2 separate regions of the Homo sapiens genome follow, and region 1 is linked to region 2. A link is a contact called in ENCODE Hi-C or POLR2A ChIA-PET data. All regions are on one chromosome and are shown on one strand. The core of a region is the stretch at or near the end of the contact, and the rest is flanking DNA. Distances in the headings are between cores, read along the strand shown.

Evidence for each region. A loop is a pair of places that touch in the nucleus more often than their neighbours do. ChIA-PET counts read pairs that join two places held with the same protein, here RNA polymerase II (POLR2A). Pooled maps may share reads with other maps.
Region 1: a map of IMR-90 shows a loop between it and region 2 (5-fold over the local background). The contact joins the promoter of LIPC-AS1 here to the enhancer-like site in region 2. A Hi-C loop is called at or near these places in 5 of 168 maps with a recorded cell type or tissue (IMR-90, PC-9, ascending aorta and 2 more) and 12 of 50 pooled maps. POLR2A ChIA-PET finds 5 or more read pairs at or near these places in 1 of 52 experiments (AG04450).

What each region holds. Positions count from the first base shown.
Region 1 is chr15:58,497,004-58,503,794 of GRCh38, forward strand. It overlaps LIPC-AS1 (LIPC antisense RNA 1), which reads right to left and starts at 1,732. Exons shown (of 3, transcript NR_120338.1): 1 at 1,636-1,732. All of the region lies in intron 1 of LIPC (lipase C, hepatic type), which reads left to right.
Region 2 is chr15:58,328,429-58,335,808 of GRCh38, forward strand. No RefSeq gene overlaps it. Among named protein-coding and RNA genes, the nearest start is that of LIPC, 100 kb to the right of the region's middle. RefSeq lists enhancers at 3,446-4,645, 3,802-4,096. Within about 2 kb of position 3,848, at least 36 of the 41 ENCODE cell types and tissues checked have a DNase peak (open chromatin) inside an H3K27ac peak, as active enhancers do; they include IMR-90, PC-9, ascending aorta and 2 more, where a contact is called at or near this core.

The DNA.
Region 1 (6,791 bases), core at 482-2,981, 170 kb after region 2:
TTGATGGACATGATGAAGTCCGTGAGGTACAAATGCACTGCCTTTTACAAAAGTAACTGGTTCCTTGGAGGTGTCCATTGGGAAGATGGCAGTAGTTAGAGCTGCCACTGAGGAAGACATAATAGGCAGCTCTCATTCCAAGGCAGCTGAGCCACGAAGAAGGCTGGCCTGAGTGGTCAGTGTGCAGTAAATCCAAATCTTTAAATGCAGTTCATGCTTCACCCCCGACCGAATGACAAATGGCTCCCCCGTCAGAGCAAGCTGGCAGGTGATGCACCACTCCTCCCCTCCCCTGCCACCCGTGGTGGGACAATCTGTCAGCAGCCACTAATTCTCAGGAATGGATGGGGAAGTGGGGGAAGTCAGGCTGTGTTTATTGGGCAAGGAGAAGGGGTCTCTGAGCCCAAAGACCTTCTTGGGAAATGCAGCTCCTGCCCTCCACAGCAAATAATGCTCAATGACCAGTCAGGGAGAGCTTGTCTGGGCTCTCTTCAAGCTATGGGGAGCATCTAGAAAATGCCTTGAAACCGTCAGATGGAAACATCCTCTCATCTTCCTCCCTCCTGGAAGCAATGTGCTCCGCCGCTCTTCCAAACCCTTCCTGTCTCTACTGGTACACCTCTCCAAAGCCCTCTGGATACCTCCCATGATATGCCTTTCCCAGGCTCCAGGTCAGCACAATGCTCTCCCCACTCTATTCCCCAAATGCATACCTGTCTCCATCGCAGACACCTTCACATGCCTGGCTGGCAGGAGCTCAGCCCTGCCCATCTGCCTGTCTTTGTTGTGCGACCACCTTCAGGGTCCTCCCTTGGGCTCAGCAGTGAGCTGACTTGCCATGGAGCCAATGGAGCTTAGGTGTCAAGATCCTTCACTTGCACAAGCCCCTTTCAACCTCCTCTCCCCCAACACACAATTATGTATTCATGATGTATTTTTTTTCTTAAAGAGGACCTCCAAATTATATCTAAGATTCAGGCTCTGTAGAACCTGGCTCTTTCCGGCCAAAATATGATCTTTACAGAGCTCAACATGCCTTGCACACACTAGGTGTTTAATAAGAGCTGAAGGATCAAAGAGAATGGATCCTGACCATGATTACAATTAATTAAGAAAGTGATTAACAGGAAAGGGAAGATTGGTGTTTCTCTCAGGCGAGCTTTCCTAATTCTTCCTCTACCATCAAACTGAAAAAAGCCAATAGTCTCCCCTATCTCAAATCCAGGATCCTCGGAAGGGTTTGTTAAGTCACAGCCAGCTGGACCCCACCTCGCAAGGATGTGGTTCAATAGGTCTAGAGCGGGACTTACAATCTGCATTTCTAACAAATTCCTGGTGATGTTGCCGCTGCTGGTCCGAGGCCCTCACTCTGAGAATCACTTTGAGCCCCTGCGTTATCAATAGGGGCCATATTGCCCCCAAGAGGGTGAAATTGTATCTTGAGGTGGGTGATGAAAAAAGTTTTTATTATAAAGCAGATATATATATATACACACACACATATATATACAGTACACAAACAGGGTGCAGTATATCCCTGGTGCTAAAACTTCACGGGTAGACAATTAGGGGGTAAAAATGTCTAGAAAGACTCTTTAGGGGGGCAATCATGATAAAACATTGAGAAACACTGACCTGGCCCAAGTGCCTACTTGGTGCTTACTCCCCAGCAGCTGAGCCAGAAGCCCTCACCTGCAGAGACCTGCAGCCCACACCATCTGATACTGTGGAAGAAGCATTAGACTGGGAGTCACAAAACCCAGGTTCAAATCCTAGCTCTGCAGTAACTTCAGGCCTTCCCAGCCACACCCACTTCAGCTTCTGTACTGAAAGAGACAAAGTTACAACCAAAACTGCCAGGGAAAGAATGCTGTGCGTGCTTGGAAGAGATACATGAGGGGGTTGTTTATACAAATAGGAGTGAGCAATACTCCACAGGGCATTGTTGAGTAGCAAAAGCAACACATTAAACCATCTCCCAAGGAGGCTGGGCCTGTCAACGGCCTTGCTTCGCTGAGCATGGAAAAGCACGTGTCAGGCAGAGCAGGATTACTCGGCACAAGAGAGGCCAGGCTGGGGTGGGAAGAATGGAGAGACAGTGCCTGCCAGTGACAGGCTGGGGCAGGGCGAGAACACCAGGGAACATGCACATCGATCCTGATTTGAGCAAGTGTTCTCAGAGGCAGCTCTATAAATTCCTTCACCACCCCTAAGAATTTTGTACTTTGTCGCCTGCCTCTAAACAATGCCTTTGGGGACAGCAGATTCTTTGGGGGTAGAGCCAAAAGAGGCTGAGTCTACTTTAATGTTATGCTGGCTCAAAAACAGACTCACACATAGTGGGAACCACCAGACTCCTGGGTTACAAGTCTTGTGTCTCTGTTAACTATGTGTCCAATCTCCCAGGCCCTAAACTAGGATTCTTTAGGAATGAGTATGTAACAGGAAAGGGAAGATCTGTGTTTCCCTGAAGCAGCTTTCATAATTCTTCTACCATCAACCTGAAAAGAACCAATAGTCTCCTCTATCTCTAAACCAGATTCCCATTTCTTCCTTAGAAACTATGTCCAGTCAGCCACCGAACCCTATAAGTTGATCCCAGTGGATCAACTCTTCCGCTCCGGTTTCTCTGAGCACCTAGGAACTGGTCCCTGTGTCTCTCCTGGGGGGATCCATTTCTTATCCAGGCCCCAGCTCTGCCTGTCCAGCCCAGGAGCCACCCGAAATGCTAAATCTGTCTTCTTGCTAAACAAGTTGGATTGTCATAACTGTATAGCCCTGGTCTAAGTGAGGTTGGATAACAGAAGTGGTCTAGGAAAACTGTGTCCTGGGGAGGAGGTAAAGTGATAAATAGGATGTGGTCACGGTGTCCTAGGCAGTAGCCCCTCACAATGCCAGTGGATGTCAGGATCACGAATCAGGGAGGTCTGTTTCGGTAGAAGACATGAGTTGGGGAGGTCTGATTTGGTACAAGAGATCCAGAACTTGTGTCCAGCTGGAGTAAGGAGAGTAAGGTATAGCAGAGACAGGACAAAGTAAATTGGACCTCAGAGACAGGGCACGGGGCAGAGTCTGATTCCAACTGAAACGTAAGGATCCCCACATCCCTCAACAGTCCCTCAGATGGTGAGGTTTAGGACACAGTAAGGAGGGGTGGAAAGAGCATGGGTTTGGGTATGTCTTCCCTCATGAAAACCGTGGAGCCAGAAGCAGTAGTGTTACAGTGATGTCATCCCCTGAGGCTCAGTTTCCTCGTAGGTAAGGTGGGAATGGAAATGACTGCTGCATAGGCTGTGAGATGATTTTGTGAGATGTAAGCGCCCAACAGATGGTGGTGATGACGATGTTGGAATCAGGTGACTCTAGCCTCTTCACTGTCACGCTTGCTCTCGTCTGAACGTGCTTCCATGTCTCCATGTTGCTCTTGTGTCCACAAGCAAAAGCAATAATCCATTGCCATTTAACCAGCACAAAACTGAATGAGGCTGTCACCTTCCTTTTCTGAAACACATGCTTCAGACAGCGCAGTCTACAGTCACTTGAGGGCTGGGAGAAGATGCTGTACAATATTTACTCCTGTTGAAAATTATAATCAATAAGTCCCTGACTGTTTTCATATGTGCTGCTACTAAGCTACCACTCCCTGACCTTGAGCAGATAGATTTGGGATCCACGTGTAGCCCTGTTAAATTTTGTCTTTTCAGATTTAGTCTCTCCCTCTCTCTTCTCCCCCCACCACCCCCCTCTCCCCCCACCACCCCCCTTCTCATCCTTTTTGACACTTTTAGATTTGATATCTCTTCTAGCTTCTTGACATCTGAAATGTGGTGAACTCATCCTCTATATTATCCAAATCAATGACAAAACTCTTGACTAAGACAAAGCCACGTCAAAACACAGGAACCCCTACCCCCTTGGAAGACACACCAGGCCATTCATTGATACTTTTGGGGTGCATTGCTCCCATTAGTGACACAACCTTACCATTCTCGCAGCCAATCCATATTTCTCCCATCTTTCCTCATGGGCATCACTGAGAAACCTTAGCAAATCTGCTTCCCAGACCCTTCTGTTCTCCTTTCACTCCCTCATTTGATCAGCCTCTGGGTCCTGCTGACTCCACCTTAAAATGCCTCCTGTGCACCCTTTCCTCTGCGTCTCTACAACCGCACGCCTCACAGGGATTTGTCATCTCCTCCCAGAACATTGCAGTGATTTCCTAACAGGCCCCCTCGCCTATATACCTAGACTCTTTCTGGGAGGGATTTAAGGTGGCTCAGCCTATGTATATTCACATGTCTCCACCTACTCCCAATGTGATCATTACCTAGAGGCCTCTCATACTTTTTTTTTTTTTTTTTAATGCCTGAAGTTTTTTTGTTTATTCCTTTTTGTTTTCCAGCTCTACCCACCAGTATTTTTTTGTTGATGACAGATCTTCTCCTAAAATGACAAAGAATTTAGAAACATTTTCCATGTATTTTTAACATCTGCGTCAGTGAACAAAGAAATCATAGTTGATGATGGGGTGGGGAGGGAGAAAAGGGAAACTTAATTAGCTTTAGTTTTTATAAGAACTTCCATCAGCGCTGAATGAACTGGAATATGACATCTGATTGGGCCTAATCACAAGGAAGAGTACATTAACTTGCCGTGAATATATTTACCAGTTTTTACAATACCATTTTTAAATCTCTACAGAAGCCAATTTTCTTACAAGAAAATTACCCTACCAAGATTTTTTTTAGAACAAGCAAACCCAAATTTCTTTCTTACCCTAACCCAGTTCATCCAGCTCTGACACTGTGGCCTGAGGACAGACACTGATGCTATCTTGGAGCCTCTGCCTCTCCACCCTTCAGGAATGTTCTGCACCCTGAAGGAGGTAGGAAAACTTGAGGATGCAAAGAAAAACCAGACATCTGTTATGTCTCTTGATGTTAGGGAGTGGGAGTGAAATTCCAGCTCACCCACTCTCCTGGGGAGGCTAGAATTTAATGGGATGCTTGAGATGCGTGGGCCGAGGGTGAGGCTGCAGCCAAAGATGCTTGAGGCTGGACCTGAAGGTGATTTAGTGACCAGAGGGCAATGCCAGGGAGAGAGAGCCTTGCACGGAGTTAGTGACACTACAGTTCCCAGAGTGGGGCAGGAAGAAGCAGGCACACCATGACATCTTCTCATTTTCTTTCCTTCTCTGCCGTTCCCCAGATGCCCCCTCACCAATTCATCAGCCCTTTCTTTCCTTCCACACAAGCTGCTCAGCACTTTGGCTCTGCTCTGGAAACATTTCCATTCCTGTGCTGCTACAGAACCCACCCTCCCCACCAGATTGGATGCACCTGGACAGCAGGATTGTGACTTAGCTGCCATCCCGAGTTTTACCTGGCACACGCAGGTGCTAGGTAGTATTCCTTCAAAACAAGGAAAAGGTGGTGTCGCATCCCTACTTAGCTCCTACCGTTGGGTTGGTTTGCAAATTTTGCATTGAATTCCATGTAATTTTCTCTTTTTTTTTTTTTGTTTGTTTTTATGAAAACGTATCATTTAGCCTGCCTTAACTCTTGCTTTGAGGTCACAAATGTCAAAGTGGTTAACTCCAAGTCACCTCCAAGAACATTATTCCTATTGGGTTAAGGCTCCACCCTTTTGAGCTCTAATTATCTCCTTAATGTGTGAGAACTGGGGGAATATGTTCCCAAATTAGAAATAAGTTCTCTAAAACTAAGGCTTCCAATGCTGAAGAGAATGTACAAAATGAGAAAGGCATACTCAGTCCTTCACTTACACAGTCAAAGAGCAATTTTTAGGGCACTCCCATGTGCCAGACAGCCCAACAGGCTTTAGGGAGGCACAAGGATGAAGAGGACATGGTTATCAGCACCCCCAAGCAACTCTCAGCCTGTAGAGCTTTCCTAATCATTCAACAGGTATTTGAGGTGCTGAAACATTGTTTAAAAAAAAAAAAAAAAGCCCAGGTGCAAACACTTCTATCAGATGTGCCATGCATCATTGACAATAGTATACACATATTATTTATAATATGTATAGGTGCTTTATAAATATTAACTCATTTTATCTCCATAATAACTGAGCTATGGACAATAAATGATTATTATGGACAATCTCTTAACCCTCACAATTCAGACAGTGTTGCTAATCCCATGTCAAAAAGGGGGAAACTGAGGTGCAGAAAAGTTAACTTTCCCAGAGTCACACAGCCTCTTAAGTGGTAGAACCAAGATTTTATTTGTCTTCCTGGTGTAAGAGAACTTGGTGGGTTCCTTAAACCCTGTTCAGGATCTGTCACTGGATTTGCCTGTTGTGCATTCAGAGGCTGGAGAAGGAGTGGAGGGGGCAGAGTCCAAGGTAGGACACTAAGAGTCAGGGAGAGGTGATTTGTGAAAGGCTTTAGGGGCAGCGCCAGCCTCTGGATAACAGGGACCCTGGTGGTACCAAGGAATCATTGGCAGGACTCTGGGAGATGAGGACTTGGTCTGCATGGGGCAGCACCTCGCATCTGATACTGGCGCATATCAGCACCCTACTGGACACATTCAAACAGGCAGCACCCTGTGAGTGTCTCAGCACCAGCACATCAACCTTCCAATTCACCAACTCACTCCAGGGAATGTGAAGGGCAGGGTTCCACTGGGCCGCACCACCCAGCCCGGGGTGGCCCCAAAGGCAGAGGGGATGTGAGTGCTGTCTCTGTGAGCCTAAGTAGGCCCTGCACCTGCCAGAGACAGGGCACAGAGCAAGTGTCTGAGGGCAAGTCACCTGGACACAGCAGT
Region 2 (7,380 bases), core at 2,598-5,097:
TTCCATTTTTCTATGTCCTTTCCATTCTTTCATCAGTGTTTTATAATTTCCATTGTAGAGATCTTTCATTTGTTAAATGTATTTCTAGATATTTTATTTATTTATTTGTAACTATTTCAAATGGGATTGCTTTTTAGCTAGTTTATTACAGGTGTATAGAGATGCTGGTTTTTTTTGTATAATGATTTTTTTATCTGCAACTTTACTGAATTTACTTATCAGTTCTAAGAGTCTTTTGGTGGAGTACTTAGGTTTTTCTATATAGGAGATCCTGTCATCTAAGGATCTGAATACACATTTATCAAAAGAAGACATAGAAATAATTAAAAAGTATATGACAAAATGCTTAGTATCACGAATTATCAGAGAAATACAAATCAAAACCACAATGAGATATCATCTCACCCCAGTTAGAATGGCTACTATGAAAAAGACAAAAAATAACAAATGTCAGTGAGATTGCAGAGAAAAGGGAAGTCTTGTACACTATTGGTGAGAATGTAAATTAGTACAACAATTATGGAAAACAGTACAAAAGTGCCTCAAAAAACTAAAAAATAGAAATACTGTATGATTCAGCAATCCTACTACTGGATTTTTACCCAAAGGAAAGAAAATCTGTATATCAAAGAGATATCTGCACCTTCTTGTTTATTTGCAGCACTATTCACAGTGGCCAATATATGGAATCAACTGTGTTCATCAACAGATAAATAGGTAAGTAAAACGTGAGATACACACACACACACACACACACACACACACACACACACACACACACACACACAATGGGATATTATTCAGCCATAAAGAAGGATGAAATCTCGTCATTCACAGGAACATGGATGAGCTGGGAGGACATTATGTTAGGGAAAAAATGTCAGGCACAGAAGGATAAATATTATGTGTTCTCACTCATACGTGGGAGCTAAAAACATTGAGCTCATAGAAGTAGAAAGTAGAACTGTGGTTCTCTGAGGGTAGGAAGAGTAGGAGGAAGGGGAAAATAGGGAAAGTTTGGTTAATGGACACAAAATTACAGATAGTTAGAAGGGTAAGTTCTGGTGTTCTACAGCACTGTAGGGTGACTGTAGTTAATAAAAATCTATGGTGTATTTTCAGATAGCTAGAAGAAAGAATTTTGAATGTTCCTAACACAAAAAAATGATAATCTTTGAGGTGATGGATATGCTAATTACTCTGATTTGATCAGTATACATTGTATATATGTACAAAATACTCCTGTGTCCCCAATAAATATGTACAATTATTACATGTCAATTTTATGTGTTTAATTAACTAATTAATTAATTAGCTTTAAAAATGAGGAAATGGAAGCTTTGAGAGGGTAAGCAACTTGCCCCAGATCACGCAAGTCGGGAAGGGGCAGGACCTGAAGTCTACCTTCAACCACTATCCTCCTTTTGCCAAAATAAAAAAAAAGACCGGAGAGGCCCCAGGGAACTGTAGCCTGAGCCTGGCCCTGAATGCCCATCCTGGCTCCTGGCCTACAGCTGCCTTCTCAGGCAAGTTCCCCTCTCTGACTGTGACCCAGTTTCTTAATCTGCAAAATGGAGAAAATGTGACGTCCCCTTCCTCGTGCACAAGGTTGGGATGAGGACCAGATGAATCACAGACATAGACATCTGTCAATTGTAAAATATTGTTTGATGGGCCTATAGTCTATGCACTTGTGTCTGAATGAGGAGAAGATACTCCCTGTGGTTGGCCCACGATGATATCAAAGGCAAAGGTCACAATCTTCCAATCAATCTAGCCCAACAACCCAGTTAATCAATTCTACCTCAGACGTACTTCCTTGTGTTTACCTTTCTCTGGGAACATCAGCCCAGCCTAGTTCCCAACCCCTGCCAGACCTGTTCTCCCCCAGCTGAGGCCACCAGATCTGTGCCTGCAGGCCAACCCCCTCCCTGCTGGGCTGGCCCTAACCGAATGCCCAGTGTGGGAAATTGAATCCTTATCCTGTTCCACCACTTTAGAACTAGAAACTGCCTTGTTCTTGGCAGAACTCCGCCTCATTGCCGGGACTGGGGTCTGGCCAGAGGCAGAAGCCTGAAATCTGATGCTGCTCCCCAGCTTTGGACTTCTGAGAATCATCCAGCCCCGAGAATTTCTGGCCACCGAACCCTGTCCACTGTCCTATCTGCAGCCTGAGGCTGACTACCTGCTTAGACAGTCCGCTTTTCTTAAAAGCACAAACCTACCTGCTCCTGTGTGCTGCTCCCCAGGCTACTCATCATCCAGCAGCCTTAGCTGGGCTCCCCCACCCCCTGTGTAACACCTGGACATCCACCAGTGCCTGCCCCCTCCAAAGCCTTTTTTTTTTTTTCTACATCCTTCTTTCATATGTACACATTTCCCAAGATTTCACACTGATGTAAATTCTCTTTTCCGGATATTCTGTCCTTTGGCAATCTCACCCACTTCTGGGGTTTCAAGTAGCAGCCTAGGAGGAAGAGGCCCATGAATATAAGGGTCATTTTCAAGTTAAAATCACCAGAGCCCAAGACTAATGGGCAGGAGAGGGAGGAGACAAGGTGGGAGTTGAGAAAAAAGCTGAGCCCCGAGGAAGCTGGCCCCTCCCCACAGCTGCTAAGAGAAAGACCCAGGCTCAGTCATCTCTGAATCCTCCCAGCCTTGGCTGCACTGCCACGTATAGATGGGTACAGAGTCTTTGCTGGATGAATGAGTGAATAAATGAATGGCTGCATAAACAAGTTGCTACTTACCTCTCTGGATCCTAGTGCATTTACTGAAGCTGTCCTCCCTCCTGAAGTGGGGCATACACGAGGCCAGGAGAAGGGGTTAAAGCCAACCAAGTCCAGGGAGAAACCCCTAGATTTCCTGCAGGATTTGCACAGGAACGTGTTGCAAGGTGTCTCCTCCGAGAATTCACTGAGTCCCTTCAGGAGACCCACAGAGCATAGAATGGGCCCCCAGACTTTGGAGCAGCACCCGGCTCCTACTGTCTCCCTAGGAGACCGTGGGTCCCACCAGCTTTTATTTTCTATTCAGCAACACTATTGCCTATGTTTATGGATAGGACTGTGTTGAGCAAGAGTTGACCTTTATTATCTTAATTCAATCTTCCCAAAGACCTTCTGAGATAGGTACTTTTATTTTCTTCATTTTACAGATAAGGAAATTGAGGTTTAACTATGATCCCATAGCTAATAAAAGTGACAGAACCGGGTTTTTTTCTTTTTACTGAAATGGTATTATTTCATCAGAATTTGCCCACATGCTCAACACTGCTGGAATGTGTTATTTTGAAATCTGACAATGAACTACAGAATGGTAAAAGCGGAAGAGCCTTTGAGACAAATTAGTCTAGCCCAGAGTAGGGAAGAAAAAGAGAGGGAGGCTCAGCCTGCAGGCTGCAAACCCTCCCCTCCCTGTTTGTCCTGCTCCTAAAATAAAACAGAACAAAAGACAGGAAAGTCACTAGATTAGAGAATTCAGCATCTCCCTCCTAATTCCCTGTGATGTGATAATTCTAAGACCCACTTCCTGGAGCAAGAAGAAGCTAAGATCCCTCAGCCTGGCTGATGTGGTTTTGAAAGTGGAAGAGGGCAGGAAGTGTTGTGGTCACTCCCACCCAGCTGTGGGCCTCTTCCCAGAGCCCTCCTCACCAGATGCTGCAAACTCAGACTGCAAATCCAGAAGCCTGCAGCCTTCCGGGGATTGGCTCCCTGCGAAGATAACCCTGTCCTTCAACAAACCCTCGCTTCCTATTTGCATTCCTAATTGGCATCTTCTATTGCTTTTCCTGGTGACTTCATTTTTCACTCTTGGCTAAAAATGGGTCTCTGATGATTTATTCTATCCTGGGTGTTGACAAGCTGAAGAAGTTGTGTGGGGCCTGCTGCCAGTAACCCTGGGTGACGAAGCGTGACTCACCACTCCGAGGTCAGTGGGGGGATGGAAGGCAGGGGAGTCAGCTGACAAGATCTGCTGCTTTGTCACCAGGCCTTCTGCCCTCTTCCATGAGGCAGCTACACTCTAGGAAATGTGAGACGCCCCAGAGCCCTGTGAAGGAGACAGGACAGGCAGCCCACAGGTCTGTCACATCTCAAGGCTGATTCTCTGTTTTGTTTCCCACCCCCAGTGCCAAATGCTAAGCTGCGTTTCAGAGACAGCTCTAAAAGGGAACAAGTACCCAGCCTTCCCTGAATCCCCCAGTCATATTTTCACATACACACAAAGGAGCCTTAGAGATCATTTAAATCAATCTTCTCATTTTCTGGAAAAGAATTTGAGGCCCAGAGAGGTCAAGCAACATGACCAAGGTCATAAAGTGAATTAGAGGTGGAACTGGGAATAGAACCTGGGTCTTCTGTCTCCCAGGCCCTCTGCACTGTCTACTCACCACACTATCAGGAGAATCAGACTTGTGCTGCTGAGTGAATGGGGCCAACTCTCTCCTCCATGAATGGAGGCAACAAGGGCAACCTTTAAGGAGAGATGACTGCTGGAATTTCAGCTCTGCCCTTTGTTCTTCTCTCAGAGGGGTTCTGTGTTTGGCAGACTGTCCCCCCTCTACCTGCAGGGATCCCTGCAGTCCTGGGGGATTGGGGTTAAGCTTTCTCTCTCCCAGAAAACATAGATCACTCTGAAGGCAGTTACAAACTGAGGATGATCCACAGATTATTTCTTGGCTAAGACAAGAGGAAGTTGTCTTAAATAAACCAGTATGAGAGTTTATTGCATTCCATCTGGGTGCTTGATGATCCCATGTCCCTTTTTCTCTCTGTTGACTTTCTAAGTAAACAATTTGTTAGCTCAGAGATGACTCAAATTCATAGAATCAGTAAATGAGAAAGGACTACAAAGTTCCCCTAGTCTGAACCCCCTACACTCAGCCAGTAACCACCTCTACAACATTTCTAGATTGACACTACCCTCAGCTTGAATGCTGAGAAGGATGAACAACTCTTCCTCCCTCAGTGATAGCCCCTTTTTTGCAGGATAGACCTAAGCAGTAGGCGTCAGCCATTCTGTGATGCCAGTTTTGCCCTTTAGGTCAAAATAAAGCAAGTATTTTCTCTTCTTTGCACCACAACTTGTGTCTTTGCTCATGACTTACAGGACAAGCTAAAACAGACAAAACCATTCTTGACCCTCAAAGGCTGAGTGTCCCACTGGTGGGCTAGACAGGGCTCTTACTCAGTTTTGTGTTACCACATGATTACCATGAGTCTTTACAAAACCCTTGCCCACCTCCCCTAGAGAAATTGAGTAAGGAAGAATGATGAGTGCCAAACCTGTCCATTTGCTTCTTGCCAGCAATTCCGGTGAAAGGTCTGACTGAGGAAGAGGCTGAACCCATCTGAGGTATTCTATAATTAGCGTCTTTCTTCCTCTCCCACTTACCATTAAGGTAGACCAGGATATTCATGAAAAATTCCTCATTTGCCATTTCATTCCTTTTGGAAACCACATGTGAATTTCATTCAGTTAAAAAAAGTCAATTCCTTACCCGACACCAGGTAGCATTCTAAAGGATATAACAGTGAATGAAACAGAGGAAGCCCTACCCTCATGAAGCTTATGTTTTAATAAGGAAGACTACCATCAACTAATAGTTAAACATTATAATATCGAGAACTTATATGTACTATGAAGGAAAACAAAGCAAGGAGAGGGCAAAAGGTGATGGAGCTGCTATTGGCGAAGGCAGGCCTAGGAGGAGACATCGATTGAGCAGAGACTGGAGTGGAGTGAAGGATTCCTCCTTGGAAATGTCTGCAGGAAGTGCTGTAAGAGGAAATAACTGCAAGAAAGCCCTGAATGTTGTGCGAACGGGATCAACTAGAATGAGTTTCAGACGACTTTTCATAGGTAGATATGATTTTCAAGCCAAATTTTTCTGATAGCTGAGAAAATTCAACATGGCATTACCTGCCTTTGAAATTCTTTAGCATTCCAGAAATCAGGTGGGACCATCAGGATATGAACAAAGTGGTCAAACAATCTTACCTTTGTGAAACACTGTCTCACATGTTATCCTTTTTAATGATCACAACAACCTCACAAGGTGGATATCATTATCCATAACAAACTGAGGCTGAAGTAAGTGAAGTGTCTAGAGAGTGGCAGAGCCAAGACTAATAGAATCTGGTGTTGTGACTCTGGTCAGTACATTGGTTTACATAAGTACCCAGTTTCTTCACCAAATCACATAGTGTGGAGAAAAACACAAGGACATATGGGCTTGTAAATTTAACCTCAAATCTGAAACAATATCCAATATTGGAGATCAATATTTCTCTGATGGTGTGGCAGTGCACCATTTAGCTCTCTTCCAAGAGGAAATGCCAAAGGGAGCAGAGTTGACTGCCAGCCCCAGTTAGCATCCTTGGGGCCTGCCTCCCTATTGGTATCAAGGCCACACCTCCCCTGGGCTGCTTGTGGTGGGAACAAGTGCTAGCCCCTTCCTGCTGGACATAGGCTGCCTGCAACAAGCAGCCTTTGCATTCAGGGACTCCTGTGGACCTGGCCAGGATTCTCTGAGGAATGTGCTGCAGTCCGAGGAGCTCTGCCCAGTTCTTCCTTCCCTCTCTCCTTTCACAGGTGGCAGGTCAGCACACATGGTCTGAAGGCTGTCTGCCATCTCCTGTTTCTACCCCCTTATCCTTCACAGTCTTTTCTCCCAACACGTCTCTAGCAAAATCAACCTTGTCTTGGCATCTGCTTCTCAGAGGACCCAAATTGGCATAATTGCTAATCTAAGTGGTTTTGTTTTTATGAAAGGGCTAGATTATTAGTTCATTTTATCTTTGTCTTTCTGTACTTGAAATCCCAAAAGAAAAAGAAAAAAAAAATGCTTATTTTCAGTTATCAGTGTCAGACTTTTGGCTTCATTAATTGTTGATTTTAGCAAAAACATAAAGGGAATTTCTGAGATTTTGCTGGTGTGAACTGGGGTGAGGTCTTGGCCTGGGTTCTGGTTTTTATTTTAGCAGTTGCCAATCTGCTTTCACAGGTCCTTATATAAAGCAAACACCTCAGCTGTTGCGTTACCTGGCTGTGAATTCCAAGCTTAGAGCTAATCCAAGTTGTCAATGCATATTCTAAAGTATCTAAGTAGTCATAGAAGATTGCTGCTAAGAAGTGCTAAAGGCAATTGGAGGGATCTGGACGACCACTACCCAGCAGAAATATAATGTGAGCCACAGAAGTAAATGCAGGCACACCTCACTCTATTGTGCTTTGTGTTATTGTGCTTTGCAGATACTGTTTTTTAACAAAGTAAAGACTTCTGGCAGTCCTGCTCAAGTCTATTGCTGCCATTTTGCCAACACCATGTCCTCATTTTGTGCCTCTATGTCACATTTGGGTAATTCTCACAATATTTCA